Regions from separate parts of the Homo sapiens genome. Here region 1 is linked to region 2. The links are chromatin loops, found by intact Hi-C in ENCODE. Cell type or tissue: ovary. All regions are shown on one strand. Each heading gives the region's core, and the rest is flanking DNA. Links, peaks and the distances in the headings are about the cores only. Region 1 holds the start of LOC107987039 (a long non-coding RNA gene). Region 2 holds the start of LINC02247 (long intergenic non-protein coding RNA 2247).

Region 1 (8,315 bases), core at 259-8,258, 62 kb after region 2:
CAGTGACTCTGTGATTTGGAAACCAAATAAATGTGAAACCGTCTCTGTTGGCATTGCACAGAGCGCTGCCCCCCACCCCCTCTGGGCACCCCACCCTCACACCTCCTCCTGCCCCCGCCTAGCAGTACCAAGGCCGGCTGGAAATCATATTGCTCCCCGGCCCAGGCCCAGACGGCCACGTCGCTTTCAAGCCAGGCCCACTGGTCCAGGGCCAGGCGCAGACTCGGCCGGTCCAGAGCACCAGGCAGGGTCGGGATAGAGGAGGGGCGGTGGGGAGGGGTGAGGCTTCACTGGGTGGGGGTTGCAGGGAGAACAGGGCTGCAGTTCCAGGGCATTGTGTAGCCAGGAAAAGAGAGGCAGGGAAGCCCCAGGCATGACCGTGTGGATTTTCCACAGCGCCCCATCTTTTGGGGCTCAAGGGCGTCCCAGACCCTCAAGGGCACAGTGGAGGCAGCAGGGCAGCAGGACAAGAGGCAGCAACGAGGAAAAGTACAGCCCAGGAGCAGGAGCCCTGGCTCCCAGGGCACTGCCATGGAAACGGAAATAGACATTCACGGGGGGTGGGGGGGTGAAGTCCTCTGAGATGGGCCACGCGTGACCCCAGACACTGGGAAGGTGGGTGCCCGCCCTGGCCATCCATGGCAGTGCCAGCCACAAGAGACTGGCACCGAGGGCCCGGCAGCCTGACAGCCCCTGCCTGGCCCAGGACACCCTGGGCTAAGGCTTGGTTCCTCGGGGGCTCTCAGCTCACAGTGGGGGGAGTCAAAGCACAGTCCCACAGCGCCTCTGGGACTCCATAGCCGCTACTGGCAGGGGGAGGGCCTGCCCCTGTGTCAGGGAGGGACCCCAGGAGGCTTCCAGAGGGAGGCAACATCAGAGCTGCACTTGGAGAAGGCGGGCGTGCTGGACAGGAAGGGGAGGAGGGGCACCAGAGGACAGGGGTGTGTATGCCAAGGTGCAGAGGGGTGGGCGGCAGGGCCAAGGGTATGGCGGGAAGAGGGACGACGTGGGGTCTCCCGGGGACTCATTCTCTGGATGGCCATGCAGAGGCATGGGAGGCAACGCCGTCCTAAGCAGCGTGATCAGATTTGTGTTCTAGAAAGATCCTTCTGGCTGCCGTGTAGGGAAGGGCAGGAGGAGAGGAAGCCGGAGGCGAGAGGGTGCCAGGAGTTGACCTGTCATCCAAGGAGAGCCGAGGAGGACAGGGAGGTGACTCCAGGCCTAAGGAAGAGTCGATGCTTCCTCCTAATGCATCCTCCACAGCTGGGCCAGAGGGGATGGAGCAAGCCCCTCTCCAGTAGCCTGCAGCAGCCCGGGCTCTGGAAGCGCGCCCACTCCACTCCTTGAGAAGTGTGTGGCGGAGGTGAGGGCTCCTGCTTTTCTGATTTGCTCCAGGCCCCAAAGGAATCTATGAGCTTGCTCCGGACCTCAGCATCCCAGCCAGGGCCACCTGCCAGCGTCTGACAGTCACCTGCAAGCCACTGGGCAGACCTCCGTTCCGTTTCCAGCGGGGAAGCCCAGGCGCGGGGCCAGTCACCTGTCCAGGCCTGCACAGGCACTGACTCAAAGCTATGGGCTCAGCCGTGTTGAGCTCTGCTGCATCCCATGGCCACCCGCCCCTGGAGGCTGCAGCCCAGGGAAAGGGGACCCCGGCCTGTGCGCACCACCGAGGGCTCCGTTCCCAACAGGCTGTGCTGATGTTGTGCCTTTGGCCCCCTGCAGGTGTTCTGCCTGAAGCATCCACCCTGAGGTCCACACAGTTGGGCTCTGGAGGAGGGCAGGGCAGCCCCTGCTCTCAGGACAGGTGGGGAGCCCGGCCACACTCTCCAGGAGGAGGCAGGAGGGCTGAGGCCTGTGTGTTGGCGGCTGGTTGTGAATGGACAGGGAAGACCCAATTCCTGGGCACAGTGGAGGTCCCAGAGGCCTTACAGGGCCACAGGTCAGGCCAGCCTGGCTGCAGCTGGGGAGCTGGAAGCTTGGCCCAGCCCAGACCCTGGCTCATATCTGAGGGCAGAGAGAGGGACTTGGGGTGTTCTGGAGCCACCCTCACCTGCTTGGGTCACAGCCGCCGCACCTTGCCCACAGGGACTTTCTAGAAGAGAAAACGCACAGGAGGTAGCGAGAGGAAAGGCTCCTGACGGGTGGCGGCAGGCGGGAGAAATGGGATCTTTCAAAACCATTAAGGCTGGAAGTGCCAGGAGAAAGGGAGGAATCACACAGCTCTGCCTCAGAGGAGGGTCTGGAGGCCCTAGAGACACAGCGATCCCATCCTGCTGAGGAATGGGCTGCACCGGAGTGGGGGCCGCAGAGGTGGGTGGAGAGCCAGGGCAGCTGCCAGGGTGGGCTTCTGGTGGCACCCTGTGGGGGTGAGGACGGCGGGCCTGGGGCCCTCCCCGCTTCCAGGAACCGGTTCTCTGCCCATTCTGGTGTCTGGGCCCTGTGTCTCCCAGTGTCACAGCCTGGGCTGAAGGAGGTTAACAAGATGCTGACACCTGGGCCGGTTACTTTCTACTTAAGCAACTCTGGAACAGCGAAGTCTGCCTTCAGCCCGAGGCGGAGTGCCAGGATGTGAGAGGCGGCCGTGGCCGTGGGCAGGGGCAGGAAGCCACGAGACCAGGCAGTGCCCTGTTTCCCGGGCACAAACTGGCAGGGAGCAGGGCCAGAGTCGGCATGGGTTGCCCTTCCTATTTCACAGTGTGGGTCAGGGGTGAGAGACTCAGGAGCCCAGAAGGGGCGGAACCCACCCAAGTCCTCACGGTGGTCAGGTGGCCAGGCAGGGCCCGAAGCTAGTCTGCCAACTGCCTTCCCAGCTCTCATCTCATAGAGAGGTCCAGGGGTCCTTGAGTAGCCCCTGGGGGGCCAGAGCACAGTGACCACTGTGAATCCGCTCACACATGCAGGGGCTCACCACACCCAGGCTCTGTGGCTTCAGGGACCCTCAACCCCGCAGAGCCTCCTCCCCTGCCGATGGCAAATCCTCACAGCTTGAACCCTCAAGCGAGGGCAGCCCCACTCACAACTGCTCTAGGAGCAAGAGCCCCAGGAGGAATCTGGTCTGCGTCTGCCTCGTACTACGTGCTCCTCCAGGCCCGGAGTTAAGGATCCTCTGACAAATAATGTCATAAAAGACCTCTCATGAACAGAGAGAGCCCCTCTCCAGTCACATTTCCCTTTTTGCCCTGGCTGCCAGGAAGCTCAACATTGCACTCAAGTCCAACCACATGGTCACGGCTGCTTGTTTCCTCACCTAATCCTGCCCTCTGGGGTTGGCTCTACTTTTCCATCTCCTACGTGTCTTCCTGGGATATGTGTGTTTCCCTGAAAAACCTCCTCAGACTTTGGAGGACCATGGTGAATTCAATATTCATTTCCTTAATATCAACTGCGGTGGAGCTGCATCCACAAAGCTAGTGTCCAAATGGGCCATGAGCTCAGGAGGCAGCAGGGCCCGGGGGAGCAGGAGGGGGTGAAGGGAAAGGTCTGGGGCTCTCGATGGCGTTGCTGGTGAGCAGCACTGGGGGTCAAGACAGGCCATTGTCAAGGCTGGAAACTGGAGGGGGGTGGGGGATCGCTGGGCAGGGGAAGGGGCTCCAGGATGATGCCATGTGAGACAGCCAAGACAAAGGTCGCTTCTCCAAATTTCCAACAAATTACCAACAGCCCCAGGGGAGGGCAGGAGGGGAACTGGGTCTCAGGCAGGCAGCCCCTCCCCACCCAGCAGCTCTGCCTTCCCGGGGAAGCCGGAACCCCCAGCACGCAGGGTCAGGCAGCCAGGCCCAGCCCCTTGAGATGTTCCCTCCACCACCTCCACTGAGGCCCTGCTGCAGGACAGAACTTGTGCTGGCCCTGGGGACAGGGGGGTCAGCTGGCCCTTGCCAAAGCGGAGGTCACCTGGGGAGCAGCCGGGGTTTGCCTCATGAGCCCCGTGTGCAGGGGCCTGTCCCGCAGCCCAGGCCTTCAGCAGATGGGAACAGTAAAGAAGTCCCCACTGCCCCCATAACCCTGGCCCTGCTTCAGGGAGCAGCCAAGCGGAGGGTACCCGGGCAGGGCAATCTTGCCAAATTGAGGTTACAAGGTAGTAACTCGAGGCTGTCCTCTCTGCAATCCCCTCAGCATTCTGCCAGGGTGAAAGGCAGCCTGTCCAGTCACCCCAGCGCTGGTTCCCAGCCTCCAACCCTTTAACGCTTCATTTCACCGGGAGCCCAGTGTCAGCGGCCGGCAGTCCCTGAGGGTGGCAAGAGACCGGCCTGTTGGCCTCTGTCCAAGCCCCCACTGCCCCCTCTGAGGTGAGCCCAGCTGGCCCTTTAAGAAGCTGGGGCCACTGCTGGCGCCGCTTGGAGATGGGCACGTTCCTGATCCTTCTGGAAGGAAGGCTAAGTTGGAGTGGAGACAAAATGTTCTTGCACAGCTCGGTAAACAAGCAGAAAGTGTTTTGAAAGCTTCTGCCGATGCAGAGCACTGTAAAATAAATGTGAGAGTTGCAAAAGGAGGCTCCCAGCTGCCAGGGTGGGGGGCGGCAACAGGGGGCACGCAGGCTGCCCACAGCCCCACCGGCATGTGTGCCCCATACCATGGCCTCCATGGGCAGATGTGGTGTCTGCGGGCGCACGTGTGTGCACGCTGTGGAAGGGCCCCAGGTCCGCCTGTGTCTGCAGGTTGTCTGCACAGACGCAGGGCTCCTGAGTGCGGATACAGCCCCTCCCTCCTCACCCTGAATCTTCCTGGAACCAGCCAGGAGGAAACCCTGATTAACGTCATTCTCAGCCGGGGCTGCCGAGCACCCCCAAGGATAGGAAGGAGCCGGGAGCCCAGCTCTGCAGAGAGCTACCAAAGGGTCAGTGGAGAATGGGACCCTCATCTACACAGCTGCACGGAGCCTGGCGAGCAGCACGCTTTGAGGGCAGAACCTCATCACGGGGCGGTCCTTAGCTCCTCTAGGACCACTCCACCCCGTAATGATGGTGCTGAGGGCACACGGAGCTCCCCTGGGGATCGGCCAGGCACTGGGGAGGTGTGGCCTCCATGCAGCACAGATGCCAAGGCCAGCCTTAGTGACAGGGACCAGTCCCGAGGCCAGATCAGCCCCGGCACCCTCTGTCGATCTGGCGAGTGGCTCTACCCTCCAAGGCCCAGTGTCGCCAGCTGTTGGGTGGCCTCCCCTCCCAGAGTCTGTGCCGCCAGGCAAGGTGCCTGGCACTGCCCGCATCTATGGCATCAGCAGGGGCATCAGGTTCACCCTGCCAACCTCCTCGAGTCCCCCTGGCCCTAAGCCCACCATCATTCACCCAGCAACACCCATGAGCCTCGGAGGCAGCACCCCGCGTGGAAATGGCCCTCGCCCAGGGACGGGCAGACCAGGACCTGCCTAGACACCTGGGAGGTGTCGAGCTGCGGGGAGAAACACACGCATGACCAGGGAGCCACAGCAGAACATTGGGCCCGACTCGGGGTGGGGAGGACAGGAAGGCTCCCCAGAGGGAGAAGCATGGCAGGAGGTAAAGTGAGAGGTGGAGTGGGGACTGGACCAACAAGAACTGGGACTGGAGCTGCACCAAGCACACAGTAGGTGCCCAGTTAATGCCTGGTGAGTGACCGAATGGACCCTATGAGGCAGGAGAAGACCGAACCCTAGAGAGAGGGTGTCCCTCCAAGGTGGCAGGTGGGAAGCTGCAGAGCAGGATGCCCCCATTTTTGCCTGTCCTGACCTAGGCCCTGCCCTGCCTTCGTGGTTGGGAAGAGGCGGATCTAGCTGGGAAGGGCAGAGCCCTGGCCCCCAACGGCCCGCCGCTCCCTACATGGGGTAGACGCCTCCCCACGTCTGAGCTTATAACCAGTAGCGGGCTCTGGCTTTGGGGCTGCCGCGAGCCAGAGGGCACTGGAACAGCCAACCCCAGGACCCCAGCCGAACCGTCGGGGGCAGCCCCTGGGGGCACAGGAGCATCCTCCCACCTGGCTGCAGCGGGACACGGCCCAGTCAGAGGCCCAGCTGGGAACTGGGTGTCGAGCCAGGGCCAGCCAGTGTTAGGATTGCCAGGCTGTCCACCCCTCTGGCTCCCAGCGACTGGCGGGGGACTCCACAGCCGGGCTGAGCTCTGGGCACCTGTGAGCCAAAACCGCTCAGAAACCACAAGGCCAATAAATCCACTTTCTAAAGTGGCCAGTGAGAGAGGGAGGCACTGCGGTTTGGGTTCTAGCAGCCCCAGCCCACTTAAAGCACCAAAAGGCCTGGGGTTGGGGGGTGTGCCCTGACCTGTCCCCAAGTCCTAAGCCTTGGGTGGACTGCGGGTGGTAGGAATGCAGTAAGGACCCTTTCATGTGTCCAGCGCTGTCCTGGCCCTCAGAGGCCTAACACCTGGGCACCTCTCTTCCCAAAAGGCAACGAGAGCCTTGTTCCAGCCGGTGGGGGGTGGGCTGAAGCCACGAGATGAGAAAGTGGCACAGCCATGCCAACCAGACAGCAGTAGGACCCAACCCCTGGCCCACACCATCTTCCTCCCACAGACCAGGTGTTCACAGGACAGGACTGGCTGTCCCTCCGTCCCTCAGCCCACAGTGCTTGCACAGCACCCTAGACCTACCGTCGCTGGGTGCCACAGACCCCATCGCCCAGGAGCTGGGCCCCACGACACCAGGTGAGGTCACCTAAACTCATCCAAGGTCACACAGTCAGTAAAGGGACAGGGCTTTGAACCCAGGGTCCCAAGAGCTAAATCTCAGGGACAAAGACTCAGCTAAACCCCCCACAAAAGGGGAGAAAGGAGGAAGGGGGACAGGGACCCAGCGTGGAGTGGCAGGGAGAGGGGAGGTGGGTTCGGCCAGAGAGCCAGGGGTGTGCTTGGGCATGCACAGGAGGCAGGGTGGGCATTGGCCAGGCCCAGCCGGCACCTGAGCTCCTCCCTCTGCACCTGTGAGAGGGGTTCCTTCTGCCTCAGGGCACAGCCCCAGGTCCTGCCCCACCCGTCCTCAGAAGGCCCCGGCAGGGTGGTCAACTCCTCAGCCATTACACTGGACATGAAGGACTTTGTGAGGCTGGCGTCCCTCCCCAAAGCCATGCATTCGCCCTGCAGAGGGAGGAGAAGGTGCTCCCTTTGGGGAGGGGGCCCCAGCATCCCGGGGTGGGACTCCAGCAACCCCCACCCCTTGCCTCAAATACCCAGCAGAACCCTTGCCTTATAGAAGGCGGGCCTTGCTCAGGCGGTGGACCCGCGGGGAGAAGGGTAGGGTGCTCAGATGCCAGGGCCTATGAGAATGAACACTGACGCGTGGATGGATCCTGGGGAAATTTCTCTAGGCAAAGACCCCCAGGGGGCTGCTGAGGGAGAGAGAGGAGAATGAGAGCGCTGAGCCAGAGGGGCGAGGTGGGAGGCGACAACAGAACGGCCCTCCCAGGACCCAGTGGCATCCCAAAGACAGAGCAGCCAAGGGCAGGGGGTGGGGTGACCCAGGCCATCAAGGAAAGAGGCCACCAGAGAGGCCGCAAGACCCGGGGGCGGGAGTGGGAAGTACATGTTTGTCCCTCTTCCAGCCCGCGGCCGTAAGTAAGGCTGCGAAGGGCCAGGCTGGGGAGAGGCTGCAGTCGCCTGGATGGGGGAACCTCTGTGTGCCTCAGTGTCCTGCTCTGTATAGCCCCCACCCTTGCAGCACGGACCTCGCAGGCTGCTGGGAGGCTCAGGCAGGCTGTGTAGTCTCGGTGCTGAGCCTCGGAGCGCTGGACAGCCAGACTCTCCCTCCCAGCCCCCATCCAGACAGCCGGGGCCTCCCTGCCTGCTCTCCCGCAGGAGGTGAAGGCAGGCATAGGCTAACCCCACCCAAAGGGGGTCCCTGCCCAAGTGGCAGAGTGGCACAAGTCCTGGAGTGGCAAAATTTTGAAGAACAAGGCATATTGAGCAGGCTTGGCAGGAGGCCAGGCAGGTGCGAAATCAAGGCTCAGGAAGTCTCTCGGTAAAGATGGGGTTGGACCTGAACCAGGATTCCTGAGACCTCGGACCCCAGGGCCCTTTCCTCGGGAAGCTCTGACAGAGCTCCCTCCGCAGGGCTGGTGCTCCAGGAGCAGCTTCCAACGCTCTGGGCAACCGAATGCCTTCCACTGCCCCAGAGTGTGGTGCTTCAGGGTGCCCCTGGGCTTAAGGTTTGATGTGGCTGCACGCGGGCAGGACCTCTTAGCCATCAAACAGCCACCCAGCTAAAAGGCAGAGAGCAGCGCCACAGGTGACCCAGAGGAGACGCCACTCCCCAGAGGCCGAGGAAGACTCCAAGACTTTTTTCACAGGGTGAGTGGTCATTTAAGTGCTCAGGGCCCTATGCCCATCTCTCCT
Region 2 (8,315 bases), core at 197-8,196:
CCCTTTGGATTTTCAAAAGTAGTTTCTTTCCTGGAGCAAGAGGCAGGGTCGGCCCAGAAACGTGAGCCGCCATTTCAAGCCCCATTTTCCTGATACTCAAAGGTGTGGTGGGCGGGTCCCCGGTCCTTCCCAGCCTCAGCCTCCCCATGAGGGGTGGGGTTACATGACACTGCCAAAGACTCCAAGAAGCCAAGGGTCAGGGAGGCCCACTTGCCCCTAGCACTGCACAGCAGAGGCCCTCGGGCCTGGGAGGCTGAAGGCCCTGGACTTGAAGAGTGCGGTGAATCCTTCTTGCTGCCCCTCTGAGGGGCTGGGGGCTGGGATGCTGCCTCGGCCTTTCACCGGCTGTTCAATCCCTGCTCCTCAGTTTCTTTATCTGTGAAATGGGGATAATGACATCTGTGTCATTAACAGGGATGTGAATAATTGAGTTGATGGGGAAGGAACACGAGGAGTGGATGAGGAGCCCACTACAGCTTAAATAAGAGATCACATGCATCCTAAAAAGAACAAAGACTCGTGTGGGTGTGCTGTGTGTCCGTCCACCTCTCAGCCAGGGAACGTGGTGGGCTTGGGGGTCCCCTCTGTGGCTCCCACACTAAGGCTGGGCATGGGGCCAGACTCCCTAGCCCCGTATATGGCCTTCTTGACTGCTGGGGGGCCCTACTGGGGCAGGCAGGAGCAGGGGGCAGTTTGGAATTAGGGTCCAGCACCCCAGGAAGCCACAGACCAGGTCCTCAAGGAGACCCCAGGGCAGTGAGCGGGCGCCCTGCCTCCAGCCCCCGCGCGCTCCTCCTCCTGCTGGCTTTGTCCGTCCTGGCTCCAGGCACACAGTGCCAGGCTCAGGGGCCGGGGCGGGCGGGGACAGGCGCCGCCCATCCCAGTTCGGGGCCATCCGTCTTGGTCGACCCTATTAAAATACATTATAAAAGGAAGAAAAGGGTGGGCCAGAGGGTGAACCGGGAGAAAAATGATACCGCAGACGCCTTTGTTTGTCCTTCGTCCCCGAGCCCTGGAACAGGGAAGATGAAAGGGACTTGGGGGCCATGGCTCCTGGGCCAGGGAAGGCGGAGCTCAGTGGGGGGACTGTGGGAAGAAGATGCACCCGCAGACACCGCACCTCCCCTGGGCCTGCCCCCCCCCCGCCACCGGCCTTTGCACCCTCAAATACCACAGCAGCCTCAGCACCAGAGGAGTGCCTGCCTCCCAGCTCCTTACAGAGGCGGTGTCCAGCGCCAAGCCAGGTGGGCTGCAGACCCAGGGCAGGGCTGCAGACTCCAGCTGCACCTCGGGGGAGGGGTGCAAGGCACCGTCCTGCTGGTTTTGCAAAGATGGAGCATCAGAGATGGGTCCCAGCAGCCGGTAGGGAGTGGCGCATGGGCAGCCGGGGTCTGCGTCCTGGTGCTGGGGAAAAGGCAGAGCTGCCTGGAGGTGGGTGCTCCCCAGGAGTCTCCCAGTGCCACCCCCAGGAGACGAAGCCACGTGGCCCATCAGGAAGCGGAACCACACGGTGACACCCCCAGCTCCCCCTCCCAGGTCTAGAACCAGGTCAGGGCAATGCTTTTGTGAACATTTGCACTTTCACCCTCAAAACCACCTGTTATGGGGGTGCCTTTGCTCCCTGGCAAAAGATACGTTGCAGCCGCTACCCCCAGCACCTCAGACTGTGCTCTTATTTGGGAATAGGGTCATGGCAGGTGTGACTCATTAAAATAAGGTCATGCTGGTGTTGGGGAGGCCTAATTTGATATGACCCCTGTCCTTGTAAGTGGATGTGATGTGTCAGGGGCAACAAGAGTTCCAAGCAAGGCCCCTACCAGGCCTGGGAGGTCAGAAGCAGTAACAGCCTAAAGGATGACTGGGGTCAGGAGAGCAGGGAGGGTATCCCAGGCAGAGGGAATGGCCGGTGCAAGGGCTGGAAAGGACGCTGCCCATCGCTGCCCATCCTAAGCAGCAGGTGGCTTTGTCTGGCTGGTGGGCAGAGTTGGAGTGGGTGCAGGAGGGGCACAGTCGAATCCCACAGGGTCTGGTCAGTCACATTGAGTCTGGGTTTTATCCAGGGCAATGTGGAGCCACGGAAGGACTGGGAGGCAGGCCATGGTCGGGTGTGAAGAAGCCCTGGAGGCCGGTGGAGATAGAGGGGAGCTGGAGGCCGGTGGAGATAGAGGGGAGCTGGAGGCCGGTGGAGATAGAGGGGAGCTGGAGGCCGGCGGAGATAGAGGAGAGCTGGAGGCCGGTGGAGATAGAGGGGACCTGGAGGCCGGTGGAGATAGAGGGGACCTGGAGGCTGGTGGAGATAGAGGGGAGCTGGAGGCCAGTGGAGTCCTGGGTGTGGGCACTCGGACTGGGCAGCGGCGGGGGCGTGGCAAGAAGGGGAGCAGAGCAGAGAGGACACCTGACTGTGTCTGCCAGACCCGTTCCCCAGAGGACGCTGCCCTCCCGAGGAACCTCCCTCCTCTCTCCACCCACGGGGGCAGGCGCATTCCTGGCTGGCACCTCGGGGGATTTAGGATTTCTTCCTAACGAGCTCTCAGTCAGTCACCTGGGCTGTGCGTGAGTTCATGTCTTCAGGAGCTGAGGACTACGAGGCATCACAAAAGTGGCCACGAGAGGCAGGTAAAGGCCCCCAAAGTCTTCACCATCGTCCGCCTCAGAAAATCACTTGTCTGATGGTAAGGGATGGGATGTGGGGCGGCGTCGGCATTGGTGAGGGCCTCGGGCGGGGAGAGGGTTTGTGTCATCCAATCGCAAAGCTAAGTGTGTTGCTTCACTTTAGGCGTCAACCAGCCTGTCCAGGCCACACAGCGCACAGATACTGGGTCAGATATTACCCTGGTTGTTTCTTCAAGGTGTTTTTGGAAGAGACTGACATTTCAGTAGGCAGAGTAAAGCAGATTGCCTTCCCTAATGTGGACCGCTGGCCTGTGCACCGGGCAAGGCCCTGCCCCCCACCACCCCCACCTGCGGGGAGCCTCATCTGTGTGCTCCACGTTTGGGGCTGCCTGAAAGATTCCCTGGGAGAATCCCTCTCTGCTTGGAACCACTGACTTGGAGAGTGGTCTCAGTTACCTCTGGGCACACCAAGGCCGGGGAGCGAGCCCGTCTCACGCCGTGTGACCACCCCTTCCTAACGGTGGAAACCGGCCCTCTCCACCCAGGTCACCCGCCTCCACCTGGAGGGGTCAGGTCCTCAGGGATCAGGTGTCTGTGAAAACAATCCCGAGAGTCATCCGGAAGCTCCATTTCCAGCCAGGGTTAGGGTTCCAGAGGTCGCCCTGAGCGTGTTACGCACACGGCCTATCAAGTACACTCCTTTCCTCGCGGCACCCCCAGGAGGTCGGGGTGTTTGCTGGGTTCCACCCGTGCCCTCACTCATTTTCACTGTGGTCCGATCAGCTCAGGCGGAGCCCAGCAAACACCCCGACCCCCTGGAGGTGCCACGAGGAAAGGAGTGTCCTCAGAGAGCTTCCGGGGAAGCCAGCCCTATGAAGCCCTCCACGTTCACCAGGAGTTCATCGCAGCTGCGGCCAGGCTGGGAAGGAGAGGTGGCCACAGGCAGGCAGCGTGTCTGTTCCGGATGCAAAGCGCAGCCCCAGCCCCGCCCGCTGGAGCCCTCTCTGGCGCTGGGTGGACAAAGCTGCAGTGCGCCGGCCAGGGAAGGCCGAGGAGCCGCCCAGGCGAGGCCCGAGCTGCCTGGTGGCATCTGTGTGGACCCCAGGCCATGTCACTGCCTCAGCACACTCGACCTCCAACTCACATTCCTCACAGGTGGCCCGGGAAAGGGGACCACCCACTCGGCAGGAGCTCCCTGAGCCAGCTCAGTGGATGGAGCAAACTGACTTGGAAATCAAAGTGATGCCCAGACGGAGCAAGAGACAGCCCCGGACCAGCCCCCGGGCCACACCCGCGCACCAGCCAGGACCAGGCCCCGCGGAGGCTTGCTGGGAAGCTGGCGCTGTGTTGTTTCCCCCGCCAGCTGCTCGCTTCCTCCCGGGCTCACTGGAGTGCAAACTGCTTTCACTTGTTTGAAATGGAAATTTTTTCGTCTCTTTATACTTATTGTCACTTGTATTTTTCTCCCCAGAAATGGGGATTTGGACGTGAAGGCGGCTTGTGTGTGCGTTTCCGTGTGCGTGAACAGACACATCTGTTTCCACTTTGGGTTGGGGGGGTTGGCGCAGGGCGAGGGCTGCAGTCTGAGCCAACAGAGTCTACGGAAGCAGAGACAGAAGCCTGTGGAGGGGGCAGGGCGTGGGCAGAAGCAGCCCCTGCGGGTGGGGCTGAGGCCAGGGTTCCTCTCCACCAGCCCCTTACGGCTGCGTCAGGTGTGGGGGTCCTGGGGACATCTGCTCCTTCCCATGGCTTTGGAGGCTGCCAGAGCCTGCCCCAGCCACCCCCCGGGTCCTGGCTGTCACTGAGCCCTCCGTCTCCCTGCCTTTGCACCCAAGTTCCCCCAACCCCTTTATCTGGGTCCCTAGGAACGCCCTTATCCTTCCAGGCCCAGCTCCAGTTGGCTTCACCCCTCCAGAAGCCACCCTGCCAGTCTTTGCTCTAGCTCGGGTGCCTCGGGGTTTACTGCAGACCTGGCCATGTGTTTGGGGTGAGCACAGACTTCAGAGTCCAGCAGCGTCAGGCCACCTCGTGCCCTGCCCTTCTCCCCGCGTGCTACCTCCAAGGCCTGGCTCACACAGGTGCTTTGTGGGGGGAGTGGAGATGAAGACAAAGGTAACCACAAGGATAGTCCCCCCTCCAGGAGCCCCAGCCTGCACTGCAAGGACAAGGCGGTGGAACGACCTGCAGCAGAGACCAGGGCCTGGGACTGCCGGGGTGGTGAGGGTGTGCTTCCCAGAGGTGGCTGGGCCTGAGCCGCAGGGGTGAGTGGTGACCGCATGGAGACCCGGAGCTGCTGCTCTGCTGAAGGTGAAGGTCAGGCCCCAGAGGGAACTGAGAGACAGCACAGGAGAGCCAAGCTCCAGACTCAGACATGCCCATTAATCCTTCCTTCCTTCGTTCATTCATTTAGCCAGTTTTTGGCAGCCACCTGCAGTAGCTGGGGACCCACAGTGAACCACACAGACGGGATCCCTGCCCTTGTAACCTACATGGAGTAGGCAAGAGAGAGGGACCCAGATGGTGACAAGGACAGGGGCTGAAATGGAGAGGGGCCGCAAGGACCGGGGAGGGCGGGGGTGCTGAGGGGCTGAGGCCTGTACTGTCAGAAAGGCCCAGTCCCAGACGCTGGCCTCAGGCTTAGGCACCTGGAGCCAGGCCCCTCAACCCTCTGGGCATCCCCGGGTCCCACCGGGATGGCCCTGGGTCCTGCAGGGGAGGGCTGGGTACGGAGCACACACCACAGCCAAGCTCCAACCACGCCGTGGCCACAGATGTCTCTTCCAGGCCTTGAAGGCAGGGGTGGGGAAACCAAGGTGCCCAAAGCCCCCATCGGGGACGGGGTGTCCACCAAAGCTCCATCCACAGCGTGAGCTTGGAGCTCAGCATCGCAGGAATGGAGGGAGGCGCCCCATCGGATGCCACCTTGCCCGGAGGAATCCGGGCGGTCCACACTGGCTGGTCCACACTCAGAAGGCAAGGACAGGCCCGTGGGTTTGGCCACACTCCACCTGCACATGTGTCCTGGGCAGTGTTGCATTTCAGGAACGGTTCACGGTGGGTGTGGGGAGGGGCACTCCAGATGTAACTATTGGAGTCCTGGTGGCCGGAATGAGGCAGCCTACAGACGGAGACGTGGAGCCTGGGTCCCGAGGACGACAGCAGCCAGCCTGTCACAGGTGCCCGGTGAGCCTGAGCTCACGCATTCACGCAACGTGCGGTTGTCCACTGCGCATTTGTCTGGTGGCCGCCCCGTCTCACTGACTCCTCCCCAGCCCTGGCAGAGGAACCCCAGGCCCAGAGTGGAAGGGACTCCCAGGCTGCCCTCCTGCCCCTTCTCCAGGAGCAACTTGGAGGCACCCAAGCCCCAGCAGCCTCAGCCTGGGCCGCTCATACAGAGCACACACCATGGCCAAGCTCCGCCACGCCGTGGACACGGGTGCCTGTCCTCAAGCCTCCAAGGCAGGGGTGGAGAAACTGAGGCACCAAGAGGTGAAGCAAGCTGCCCAAAGCCCCCATCCTGGATTTCAGCACAGCCCTGCCTGATGCTAGAGGCTCCAAAAGGCTGCGGCTGCCTCTGCCGGCCCTCAGAAAAGAACCAGAGCAGCCGCGTGCAGGCCTCGGCCCAGTGGGGTGATGGCTGTCTCTGGTCTTTCCCTGGGGGAGGAGAGGCTTGGGTGCCAGCCCCACCCCGTGGCTGCGGCACTGGCTGGGAGGAGCTCCAGGTGCAGGCTCTTGGCCTTTGATGAGACTGAGCGTCCTTGTACACCAGGGACAAATTTAGCACCATGGGCGGGAAGTAAACATGTTGGTGCCATCCCGGCAGGGCCTTTATTGACTCCTCCATGAAGGGCAGCAGTGGGTGGAGGAGGCCACCGTGGGCTGCCAGCCCTCCCTTGAGGGCTAGGGATAGGGCTCCAAGGCCCCAGGACACCCCAATTCTATTCATGTCTGTACTCACTCTGTGATGAGGTCTCAGGCAGAGAGGGCACTTCCCTGGTAGCCCCTTGGCCATCCCAAAGTTCATCACACCCCTTACCCCAGCCGAGCCTTCCTGTCTGAGGCTGCGATCCCCTTTCCCAGTGGCACCTTGAGGCCCAGCAAGACCCCAGGGGAGGCCAGGACCTCAATGTCCACACAGTGTCTCCTGCATAGAGAAGTCTGGGCCACTGGTGAACCTTCTGGGGCTGAGAGGGAAGGACCCACAGCAATGACCGGTGGTCCCTAGAGATGCTGTACTGGGCCCTCACAAACATGCCTGTGTGCACACACTCCTGCATGCACAGGTGTGGTGTACAAGCCCGGAAGTGTGCAAACACACCACCCAGAGCAGTACTCATGAGTACGCGCACACTCCTGGTCACACTGCAGTGGAGACAGGTATGCACACATGTGTAGAACTGCATGTAGGAGGACATGTGTCCATCTCCAGGAAACTTGAGGGGCTCTCACACACCTATACACACACACCCAAGCCCACACCAGCAGGGACAAGTGGCCACATGTTTGTGTCCCAACCCACCTGGGGTGGTTAATTTTACGTATCAACTTGACTGGGCCACGGGGTGCCCAGATGTTTGGTTGAAGTGATTTCTGGGTATGTCCTTGCTGGTGTTTCTGGAGATGAGCATTTGAATGCTGGACCGAGGAAAGCAGGTGTCCCCCATTGTGGGTGGGCTCACCCGACTTGGCAAAGACCTGAATAGAATGCAGAGGCCGAGGAGAGGAGAATGGGCTTTGTCGTCCTGCCTACTTGAGATGGGACATGGGTCATCTCCTGCCCAGGGACTTAGACTTACACCACTGGTGGTCCCGGCTCTTGGGCCATCAGGATCTGATCGAAGGCCACCAGCAGGCTTCCTGGGTCTCCAGCGTGCAGACAGAGAGTGGGGCCTTCTCAGCCTCCATCATTGTGTGAGCCAATTCCTTACAATAAGCCTCCTCACGTCCTATTGCTTCATTTCTCCGAAGAGCCCTGAGTAATGTGCCACCCCAGCACACGCTCCTAAGCAAAGCTACGGTGGACGAAGCTGAACGAGGGTCATGCTCCATGCACTGACGACGGTGCCTGTGAGCCTATGCAATGGGCTGGACTCTCTGCACTGGTCCTCACAGAAGGTGAAGGTGACAGTGACAGCAGCTCTGCCATGTCCACTATCTTCAGGTGAGAGGCTGTTTGTGACAGACCTAGGGTTCCCTGTCCAGCTTAGTTGTGCCCCAAACTCCCTCAAGTCCATGGTCCTTGTGCAAATCCTCGAGCACATATGTCAAGTATGTTTCTGGGCACACATTTGCACAGGCCTGTGGGTGGCCTCAGACGCACCAGGGCACGTAACACACCAGTGTCTAGGACACAAAGTGCACCCCACAGGCTGTGTACACCCCCATATTCCCTCACATCTGCAGATCCGTGTGCACCCACAAACACACATGTGCCCCACACATGCTCACACAAATGATACTTCATCCCGTCCCCACCCCACTCTCTTCTAGAAACTGTCCACCCCTTACTGGGAACTGGGTGGGAGACGGAGGCCCACCCTGCCCCCTCCCTGTCCCCAAAGCAATAACATCATTCTCCTCTCTGCCATTAGCAGCTGGGCTGTTGGATCGCCTTTCGGGTGATGCAGCAGCCGTCCACCAGTCTGTGAAACAGTGTTCACACTGCCAGGCTGCCCCACATCCAGAAGACAGACCCACGTGGC

Evidence for each region. Peaks named below come from ENCODE experiments on the same cell type or tissue, not always from the same donor. Only the 100,000 strongest peaks of a DNase experiment are listed, where the experiment ranks them.
Region 1: it touches region 2 in a loop (4-fold over the local background); 3 of 110 quality-filtered maps call a loop at or near these places.

Annotation. Positions count from the first base shown.
Region 1 is chr9:134,227,479-134,235,793 of GRCh38, reverse strand. LOC107987039 (a long non-coding RNA gene) reads left to right here and starts at 7,588. Exons shown (of 3, transcript XR_001746583.1): 1 at 7,588-8,270. In ovary, for the core only: no CTCF peak of the experiment used is centred there; DNase peaks (open chromatin) are centred at 2,643, 4,000, 4,333 and 4,682; H3K27ac peaks cover 705 bases.
Region 2 is chr9:134,289,668-134,297,982 of GRCh38, reverse strand. It overlaps LINC02247 (long intergenic non-protein coding RNA 2247), which reads left to right and starts at 2,586. Exons shown (of 2, transcript NR_146518.1): 1 at 2,586-2,672; 2 at 3,397-4,052. RefSeq lists an enhancer at 2,135-2,856. In ovary, for the core only: no CTCF peak of the experiment used is centred there; DNase peaks (open chromatin) are centred at 3,576 and 3,948; H3K4me3 peaks cover 471 bases.